Linked DNA regions of Mus musculus: region 1 is linked to region 2. A link is a loop called in an ENCODE intact Hi-C map of the cell type or tissue named here. Cell type or tissue: left cerebral cortex. All regions are shown on one strand. Each heading gives the region's core, and the rest is flanking DNA. Links, peaks and the distances in the headings are about the cores only.

Region 1 (5,384 bases), core at 146-5,145, 120 kb after region 2:
CTAAGGCAATGTACATGGCTTCAATCCTGCCAGGTAAGCACTCTGCAAACTGAGGCTTACCTGCAGCCCCTTATACACACTTTTAGATCCCCAACAGCCACTTAAAAGTCAGGCATGGTATAGTAACATACTTCCATAACCTCAGTGCTTGAGGGTAGGAATGGAGACCAGCAGATGAGTGAAAGAGAGATTGTTTTCCAGAAGGTCTAGCTGAAAGGGCAAACTCAAGCTGCACATTCACTGAGATAACATCTTAAACAATAGGGTGGCGGTTGCTGGAGAGGTAGATCATCAGTTTAGAGTGCTTGCTGCTCTTCTGGAGAACCAGAGTTTGGTTCCTAGTTCCTACACTGGGGTGTGGATGCAGACAGCCACAGCTACAAATGAACCAATGCCAAGAACTTGCCATGTTATGGCTTCTGAAGGTACTCGAATACAGGTGTTCACACATACATCACACACACACACACACACACACACACACAAAGTAAATGTGAAACCTATAAAATAAAGTGGAGAATGACAAAGGAAGCTATTTAAACTTCACCTCTGACCTTCATACGTGCGTACATAGGTGAATGCATCTGCTCACACATGTGCATACACATTCATACACAATAATATTCTGCATAGTGAGTCATTGCTGTTCATGTGTGCAGTCTTCCTGTTCCACACCAGTCTGATGTGAGCTTCCTGTCTGGGTTTGTGTATCACTTATATAAGACAATTAAGAATGTATGACATTCTGACAGCTTTTGAGGCCATGGAGAGATGGGAAAGAACTTTGACCATAGATACCATGCGGCTGTTCCTTTACTTAAAAACAACAAAAGCATGATATGCATATCATCCATTAGTTTATGGAAGCTGACATTTTAAAATAATTTTACCACCTGTATTCCTCATGAGAAATCTATGTGTTATGAATATGTGTTCTATGTATACATAATTGAGTCTACATAGATAACCCTGGCTCTTTAATTAGAAACTGCAGCTTCATAAATGCAAACACCCAGTGTCACCACTCCTCACACTCTGCATGGGACTCCTTGTAGGAGAGGAGGGACACTTAGGGATAGTAGCTTAGGGACAATTTCCTCTAGCTGTAGATAAAGAAGACCAGTGTCAGAATAGTGCAGCATCCATGGCTTGTGACAGAAGTGGCAGAGAAATTACCTCACTGGATCCCTGTGCATTTACTCCCCTATGATTCTGTGCTTCATCCCGTGATAAAAATCTAAGTGATGGATGCCCAAAGCTTATTATCAGCCGACTGTGCTTGGTAATTGTATCTGTGTGGACTTCTACCAAGGTCATGCTCTGTAGGCTATTGACTTAAAACCTGAATACCAACATGAAGGACCCTGTGTTCATACCTTACTCTTCTTCCTGAGTTCTCTCCAAGGCTAAAAGTGTGTTATTTTAGAGACTTCTTAATAAGACATAAGCCAAGTGGTACTCACTGTCCTGACATAAAAGTTACCCTTACCCAGAAACAGACTACATTGCAAAGAAGAGCTCAAACCCCTCCTTTCTCCCTCCCACAGCTGTCTATTGCAGAAGAAATATAAATACAAATCCTAGGGCAAATGATCTCATGTTGTCGGCGGCACATCCTGTGATTGGCGTTCCTGTTGAGGGTCTTGTGTTCCAGAACACTGAGAACAATAGAAAGCCATTGTTTGTCTTCAGTTCTGCAGCTGTGTGCTGTGCTCACTGCCTCAGGATTTGTTTCCTCTGCAACAAAGCCGACTTCGCCTTCCTCGTCCACAAGCCGGCCCACCTGCCTTACCTACTATCCTCTCGCCTCTACCAGACATTTCCTGTTTTCTGTCTTTGCCTCATTTTCCCTGTAGTCAAATGCAGTTTTTATTTTTATCCATAATTGTTGTTGTTTTTGTTGTTCTCTGCACTGTTGGAGATGCAACCTGAAGTTTCAACTGTACACATACTGAACTTTCATAGCTATCCTGTAAAGGTGATTTTTGCCTAATAGGGTCGATTTCCCAAAGGAGAATTCAGTGTCAGAATTGACCCTGTTAAGCAGATTCTATAAGTCTGTGTTGGATGTCACAGAAATTCCTTTGTCGTTTTTCTTTGCTTTGTGTTGGGCTTGGCTCCAGTCTGTCCTATAAGGTGGGCAAGTACTCTATTGTAAGCTGTGCATATATCTCTAGCGCATTTATTTTAAAAAGTCCTATATTCAGTTATGCCATTCTGTTCCTTTCTCAGGGAAAAAATTGAATCTGGACATTCAGACGCATTCTTCTAGATATAAAAATATGGGCATGCAGATATGGTATAAAAATAATCCTATAGTCACACATGTTCAGATAAAAATAATTCATGAAAGACCAGAAATGTTTGTTCTTGTAATAGCTAAATAGGAAGTAGAAAACATTTAACTTTCTTCTTCAACTTGGTTACTCAAGTTTTCAGTGGTTGTTCTGTCACTGTTTGATGCTCAAGAGCTTCCTGGTTTCTGTCTTTGTTGGCAGGTAATGGAGCTGACATATCAATGTAACACAGTAAGGATCGTGTGTTCTTCTGAGATTCCTGTGGTTTGCCATTGGTTTCACCAACACCTTTCCTAGTCACCCCCTGCTCCTTCTTTGCCTTTATCTTGATGTTCCCTCCCTTGACTAATCACTCATGAAGATAATCTTCTTTGTCCTACCTGTCCAGTTCTGAGGGAGCTAATTCCATCTTCCTACAATTAAGCTTTGATTTTGTCTAACTAATTCATACTTCATTCTAGTGAGTTCTTCTTGTACTCAAACTGATGAAACTTCTAGGACTCCAACTTTGGCTTGCAAACTGGCAGCCCCTCGCATCAATCTACTAAGTATTTTTGGTGGTTTTCTCAATGTTTTTCCTTTTACTAAAAATAGTGTTTTCACATAATATATTTTGTTTGTGGCTTCCCTACCCTCTGCTCCTCTCAGCTCCTTTCCACTTCCCTTCCCATCCAGATTTACTCCCTGTCTGACTCTCACAAACAAACAAACAAACAAACAAAAACATAAACAAACAAACAAACAAAAACAAACCAAGCCAAACCAAAATAAAAAGCAGGCTTCTAAGGGCTAAAATAAAATAAAATATAACATAAACCAAAAACTAACATGTCTGAGTTGTACAAAACAAATTAACCAAAGGAAGAGAGTCCAAGAGAATGGACGAAAATCCGAGACCCACTGCTTGCTTCCCACACTCAGGCACCCTACAAAGCACTAAGCTGGAAGCTTTGGTTTCTGTGCTGAAGACCTCATCCAGCCCCTTGCAGGTGCTGTGCATGCTGCCACAGTCTCTCTGAGGTCATAGGACCTGGGATCATGTGAATGTATAGGGCCTTGGTTTTAACTTTGTTTTTGTTTTTGGCATTCCATTTGGGTCTTAACACTCTTTCTGCCTTCTGTTCTACAGGGTACCCTAGGCTGCGAAGGGACAGATTTCATGGAGGCCTCCCATTTGTGGCTGTTTCAAGGTTTCTCACTCTGTGTATCTGGCTGTGGTTCTCTGTATTTGTTCTCATCTGCTGCAGGAGGAAGCATCTCTGATCATGACTGATCAAGGCACTGATCTATCAGTAGAGCAGAATGTCATTAGGAGTCTTTATATTGGTATAATTGGTTTTGCCCTAGGTTCCTGAGCGATCTACTCTCAGGTTCTTGGTCACCTGATCTTGATAATTCACTCAATATATTTTTTTCTAGTTCTATCCATTTGCCTGCAAGTTTCATGATTTTATTCTTTTTAACGATGGAGTAAGACTCTGTTTAATGTATCCCGTTTTCTTTATCCATTCTTCTGTTGAGGAACATCTAGGTTATTTCCAATTTTTGGCTATTATGAACAGAGCAACACTGAACATGGTTGAGCAATTGTCTCTACAGTAGGATGAAGAATCCTTTGTGTGTATGGCCAAGAGTTTCATAGCTAGATCTTAAGGTAGATCTAGATTCCTGGTTCCTGATGAATAGCCGCATTAATTTCCATAATGGCCATACAAGTTTGCACTGGCACAGCATTGAATGAGAGTTTCCTTTACTCCACGTCCTCAACAGCATGAACCATTAATGGTTCTACTTTTCCAGCCATACCGAAGGGTGTAAGATAAAAATCTCACTTATATTTGCATTTCCCTGATGACTAAAGATGTTGAGTGTTTCTTTGTTTCTCACCCTTTGAGTTTCTTTTTTTGAGAATTCTACATTTAGATCTGTACCCCATATTTTAAATTGGGCTATTTGTTTTCTTGATATCTAGGGTTTTTGTTTTGTATTTTGTTTTTTATTTTTTTTTGAGTTCTTTATATATTTGGGATGTTATATCTGTCAGATGTGTAGTTGGCGAAAATATTTCCCCATACTGTAAGGTTTCTACTTTGTCCAAATGGTACTTTGCTTTGCAGAAGCTGTTCAGTTTCTTGAAGCTGCATTTATGAAGTTTTGATCACAGATGCTAATACCTGTGATGACAGTTTTCTGTTCAGGAAGGCTTTTCTTGCGTCAACGAGTTCCAGGTTATGCCCCATTTTCTTTTTATGTAGTTTATTGTATTTGGTTTTATGTTGAGGTCGTTGGTCCATTTGGAATTGAATCTGCTGCCCCATGAGAACTATGGCTCTATTTAGACTCTTCAACATACCATTATCTATTTTGACCAGAACCATTTGTTGAAGATGCTGTGGTTTTGCCAGTGTGTAAGTCTGGCTTCTTTATAAAAAGTCATTTGTCCACAGGTCTTCAATACAATTCCATTGATCAACATGTTTCTTCTGTGCCAATATAGCACCACTTGAAATTGGGCCACGATGAGCCTTCCAGAACCCCCTTTATTATTCAGTGTTGCTTTAGTTATCCTGGGTTTTCTTTGTATTTGCATGTAAAGCTGAAAATTCTCCTTTTGAGGTCTGTGAGGAATTGTGCTAGAATTTTAACAGAGATTGCACTGAATCTGTAGAGTGCTCCTGCTCTGATGGACAATTTTTACTGTGCTAGTCTTACCATTTCATGAGCATGGGAATTATTTCTATCTATTGATACCTTATTCAGTTTCTTTCTTTAATGACTTAAAGTTTTTGTTATACATGTCTTTCACTTGCTTGGTAAGAGATATTCTGAGATATTTTTTATTATTTGAGGTTCTTGTGAAGTACCGGTGTTGTTTTCCCTGTTTCTTTCCCAGTCTGTTTGTCATTTGTTTATAGGATGACTACTGGCTTTTGTGAGTTAATCTTCTCTCCAGCTGCTTTATCAGCTGTAGGATTTCCCAGGTAGAATTCTCCACCCCCCCTCCCCAGCAGTAGAATTCTAAGGGTCACTTATATATAGTCATATTATCTGTAAATAAAGATACTTTGACTTTTTCTTTTTGATTTA
Region 2 (5,384 bases), core at 144-5,143:
AAAGTTAAATACACACACACACACACACACATAATTTTATGCATAGGGCTCTGGGCTCCTTCCCTAGCACCGTGTGAACAAGGTTGTAATCCAAAGTTGCAAGGGAGTACGGAAGGAGCAGAAGTTAAAAGGCCTCCATGCTATATAATGAGTTTGAGGCTAGCCTGGGATATATGAGACACCACCTCAAAACAAAAGAAAGAACTTCTTGGTTGCCGTGACAACTCATAAACTCCTGGGGATAGGAAATCCATTTTGTCTGATGACCCAGGGAGCTTATCGCAGAGAGGATTTTGGATCAGGTTCATTGAGGTCAAGTGTTCTCAAGAACTTCAGATGCTCAAGGATTTATTTTATTTTACTATCTGCATATATTCGGGAAGACTCTAACACAAGGCAACGAAGTATTTACTAATGTTTTGAGTTCCTAGGAGCCAACCCTCATACTGGCATCCAACCAGGTAGAAGTGAAAGGATTGCATCTCGAGTAAGACACCACTAGGTGTCGCTACCTTCCTCTGAATGGGAGTCACCGAGGCCTCCTGCCATGCGGCTAAAATGAACTAGAGCAAAAATTGTGTTGATTTCAAGGAAAGCGTTCTTCTAATAATAATGAGATGGTAATTAGTAGGGGAAATGGCATAAAATTATTTCAGCATTTAGGAAAACTATGATTCTAAGCTACAGAATTTTTTATTTTTTGTTTGGAAGTTCATTCAGCGAATGTGCAAGAACTTCCGAGTTAATAGCATAGCCTTAATGAGGGAGGATCTCGTTTTTACCCCCTGTGGACAGAACCCTCGGATACTCTCCAGGGCAGTGTAAGGGTGATTTCTAATGGGTCTATAAGATTTCTAAAGGCTCCCACTTGGTCTAGCATAAGGACCCCATTCAATCCTCAGGTAGGCTGCAGGGCATATGGAGACTGACAAGCACTTAGCGGGCATGGACAGGACACCGGACACACCCCAGTCACCTCTCATGTAGCTGACCTCGATTTTACTGATCAGGTTGAAAACAAATTGTAACTTTTCCAAAGCCAAGTTCAAAGTCAAAGTAGATTTCGGAATGCAGGCTGTGTGTCTCTGGGATCCCCGCTGTTCGCATTATGCTTCATGTCTTCTGTGTTTGACCTTCAGTGGGCAACTATTAAGGGAGACAAAAAGGAACCAGAGGGCAGAAATAGAAGGGAACATTTCTTAGAAAACCCCTGAAAGAAAAGTAAACCAGACTAATGCTCTTCTTTTAATTTAGCCCTGTCGTTGCAGAGGTGAGAATTAGGATTTGCAAGGAGCCTCTTCTTTGAACCAATCCAAATAAAATGAAAAAGAGCTTGAGGCACGAGGCTGATGCTGTGTGACCTGAGAAAGTTGAGGCTGCTTCTTTGCATATGCAATGAGCAGCCAGGGTGTGAAAATAGACAGGATCGGGCCTCTCTTGGCTGCGGATTCCTAGCTGTGCCTCTAACACGTTCCTTTCATGCCTGCACCTCTTATACCATTATGCGGTTTGAGCCACATGCAGGAATAATGATTCAGCTTAGACTAGACACAAGGGCCAACCAGATTTGAGCTGATTTCTAAACCAAATCCCAGGTTTGGAAAATTACTAGTGTATGTCGCAGTTGCAATATATTAAGAACTTCTCTAAATGAACCACCATGAGTGGATGTGGTCTGACTCCCACCCTTGGGGTATCCACAGTAACCCTGCACAGTATGCGGAGAATTTCCCCTGTACTTTTCTTCTGCAGTGTGGCATTTGCTACAGGACCCTGCATTACCAGGAACCACAGCTCAGCATTCTTAAGAGAAATATTATTTGGTGTTTAGTGGAGCCCTAAATTAGTGATGCACCGTAGTGATTTTCATTTGGAATACCCTCGTTACCATGGCAATCATATCATGCCATGTTTCGTTGTCTTGGGTGTTTCTAGAAGCAATCCAGTCTCCGTAAACTCCTCATCATGTCGGAGACCCTGAATACTCCACGTTTATGCATGCTGACTGAAATCAGGCATATTAGAACCCCAGGGCCGAGAACACATCCAACTCTGTCATTATGTCAATTTCCTGCATATTGAGTAAGCATTAGCAGTCACATAAAGTAGACAATTAGTGAACTACAAATAGGAAATGCACAGGTCTTGGACAAATCTGTCTTTTGATATTCTAGGTATTTATGAGAGCTTAACAGCCTGCATAGTAAGCTGCCGACCTCAAGACTCTCTCTGCCTATGAGGCGCGTTGGCACACCTGTGAACACACGTGTCTGTATGGTGTGTCCATGCGTGTGGTGATAATGCTGTGTGTATGTGTGGGCAGGTATGTATCTGGGTGTATGTGTGAACCTGCATAGTGTGTGTGTATTAGACATTGTGGTGACATAAAGAGAGATGAAGATAAATAACATGGAGAGAGGAGGGAGGGAGAAAGGTTCAGGAGATGGAGGAGGAGAGAGAGTGCATGGTGGGAGTGTACCACAGAGCCTCTGAGAGGAACAACCCAGGCATAGGCATGTGTGAGCATGAGCGATGTCCTTCACTTCCCTTGTCACAGTCCAACACATGCTCTGAATCTCATTTTTGAACCAAAGCTTCAGGCACTTCCTGGCTGACTGCCCATCAGTTTCAGCCTCCACTGAGCAGAAAGAACTCCTGGGAGGGGCTCTGCATTCTGAATGGACTGGACGAGGCTGGTTTTGAAAATAAGTCTCAAGTTATAGTCTTGCTGGGGAAACTCATCGCAGGTGACCTTTGTCTCTTGGGCTCTCTCCCCAGGGGTTTTTCCAAGAAGGGAAGGAAGCTTTCTTCTGAGTCTTCCAGCAGGTGGCAGTGCGGCCGATAATTATCTCCTCGGAGGCTGCAGTAAACACTGTCTTCTTTAGATGCTGAAGGAAGTGAGCTGTCTCCCTCTTCATTAAGGGTCAACGTCAGTGAATGATAAAGAGCAGGATGAGCTTTGGAATAGCAAACACTCAGCGCATAGCATCCTCTAGCAGTTTTGAAATGCATATATGTAATTATTATATGGGGTATAGTCATGTTCAAAGCACGAGTTGGCAGACTCAGTGACTTCCTATACCACAGACCCCAGTGCCATTACACAAATCAACACAAGTGCAGTTGGGCTTCTTCCAGGTTTCAAGAAGTTGACACAAAATCTCAGTTGCTTACCGGTGACTGTGATTCATAGCAAGAACTGACGTTCCTTCACTTAGTAATGTAGGAGGGGAATGTGTGAAGGTGAAAGTTGAGGACCATGACAGAGTCTAATAAAAATCTATGCATACTACTTGGAATATAAATAGAAAATATACACCCCACAAATATACCTATGGTCTATACAATCTCAAATATCTCAGTGCCTTGACTTCTAATGAAAGACCCACAACGTGAGGACTCCCCCACGTTCTGACTCAGGAGAGGTGACACCCCAAATCTCTCACGAGAAATGGTCTTGATGAAAACTGCAAGAGGTTTATTCGGGAAAGAACAGTGCACTGGGGACGACTCATATCCCACGCAGGGGTAGAGGAGTCGACCACGAGCTCAAGGGGTAAGGGGTTTATAAAGGCAGAAACCGCAAACACCTGGCATTGGGCTATAGCATTTGGCAAGCTAGCAAGTTTGCATAATGGATTTAAGGAATGGTTAGAGTATTCTGTACAAACATTTCCTGCAACAATGGGGCAAGTTCTACTCCCTGCCATTAATGACACAGGTCTAGGGGCTTAAATAATTTTCGCTCTCTCTCAGGATCTTTCACTAACCCTTTGCCCTCAATGTCCATCTCACTCTTCTTCAGGATGCTAGCAGGATGGAGCTATATCACTTTGTGAGTTCAGTGTGGTACTGCTTGTCCTGCAAGCTTTCACCTTTCTTCAAGGAAGACTCTTTCAGAGTATAGTGAACTCTGATATGTACAAATGTACAGTAGTCTTTCTCTTAGGGTAAAGATGTTCCTGGCCAGCCATACCTCGAGGATTCTCTCAGGATCTCAAATTATAGCATCCGCGTGTGTGTGCAGGAGAGCTTGTGAGAATGGAGGCAGGTTCCATGGCAGACTGTGTGGTTCTGTATGACCTAGCCTTGCTGTGGAGCAGTTTCCTCAGAAATTAAATATTTCTCCTTGGAGAGAAGCTACTTAAGACTCTGGCTATCTGAGACAGAGGTACAACCTTCTATCCTGCAGAAAAAGCTAATAAAATTCAAGAAGTTAACAACTCAACAAGTCTAGGAAGTTCCTGAAACTAACCAGATTCACTAAGAATTTCCTTCTCCAAGCAGGTATAAGCAGTAAAGACTGACGAGAGACATACTCAGACAAATTGAGCTCTCCAGAAGAGGCTCAAACCACCTAACTGCCTGAAGTAGACACCCTACAACCTCTCTAGCTGCCTGCCTGTTATACTGTGAGCTTCAAGTTTGAAGCTTTTGTGAGCTGTCACCCATGTTGGCGGTGGGGGGTAGGCTTTTGGTGATGTACCTGTCTTTGAGCTATTTCTGCTCCTCTAGGTAACTCTAATAAACCATGGCTTATTAGTTGGACTTTGGTGCTATACTAGTTGGTTTTGTGTGTCAACTTGACTCAAGCTGGAGTTGTCACAGAGAAAGGAGCCTCCCTTGAGAAAATGCCTCCATGAGATCCAGCTGTAAGGCATTTTCTCAATTAGTGACCAAGGGTGGGAGGGCCCATTGTGGGCCGTGCCATCCGTGGGCTGGTACTCCTGGGTTCTATAAGAAAGCAAGCTGAGCAAGCCAGGGGAAGCAATCCAGTAAGCAGCACCCCTCCATGGCCTCTGCATCAGCTCCTGCCTCTAAGTTCCTACCCTGTACGAGTTCCAGTCCAGACTTCCTTGGTGATGAACAGCAATGCAGAAATGTAAGCTGAATAAACCCTTCCCTCCCCAACTTGCTTCTTGGTCATGATGTTTGTGCAGGAATAGAATCCCTGACTAAGACAGGTGATATCTTTATTGTGGTCTCTGTGGGTTCTCTATTTGGCTTGAGTAGATGTTTGTTCATGACTCCTCAGGAATAGAGTTATAGAATAGTCTTCTGTTTCCCGATATGAGGTTCTGGGGTTATCACCGAGGCTGCCTTTGAGATATATACATATATAGGGATACCCATATACATGCATGTATATATATATATATTACAAGTGATTTACTTACTGTTAATTATGTATATGCCCATGTGTCTATATGTTGGTATGTGCATACATGTTGGTATATGCGTATGTGAGTGAAGGTGCCCCAGGAGGTTGGAAGGAGGAGCTCCATTTGATTCCCTGGAGCTAGAGTTACACGTAGTTGTGAGCTGCCTGATGTGGGTGCTGGGAACTGAAATCTTGTCCTGTACAGGAGCCATATATCAGTCTG

What was found. Hi-C counts contacts between places; a loop is a spot of excess contacts. Peaks named below come from ENCODE experiments on the same cell type or tissue, not always from the same donor. Only the 100,000 strongest peaks of a DNase experiment are listed, where the experiment ranks them.
Region 1: a loop joins it to region 2, with 2.1 times the contacts of the local background. A loop is called at or near these places in 6 of 42 quality-filtered maps.

Annotation. Positions count from the first base shown.
Region 1 is chr13:6,347,614-6,352,997 of GRCm38, reverse strand. No RefSeq gene overlaps it. Among named protein-coding and RNA genes, the nearest start is that of Gm35671, 43 kb to the right of the region's middle. In left cerebral cortex, for the core only: no CTCF peak of the experiment used is centred there; DNase peaks (open chromatin) are centred at 2,132 and 4,705; H3K27ac peaks cover 955 bases.
Region 2 is chr13:6,466,959-6,472,342 of GRCm38, reverse strand. No RefSeq gene overlaps it. Among named protein-coding and RNA genes, the nearest start is that of Pitrm1, 79 kb to the left of the region's middle. In left cerebral cortex, for the core only: CTCF peaks have their summits at 497 (motif pointing right) and 2,815 (motif pointing right); DNase peaks (open chromatin) are centred at 1,534, 2,295, 2,649, 2,787 and 3 more places; H3K27ac peaks cover 2,535 bases.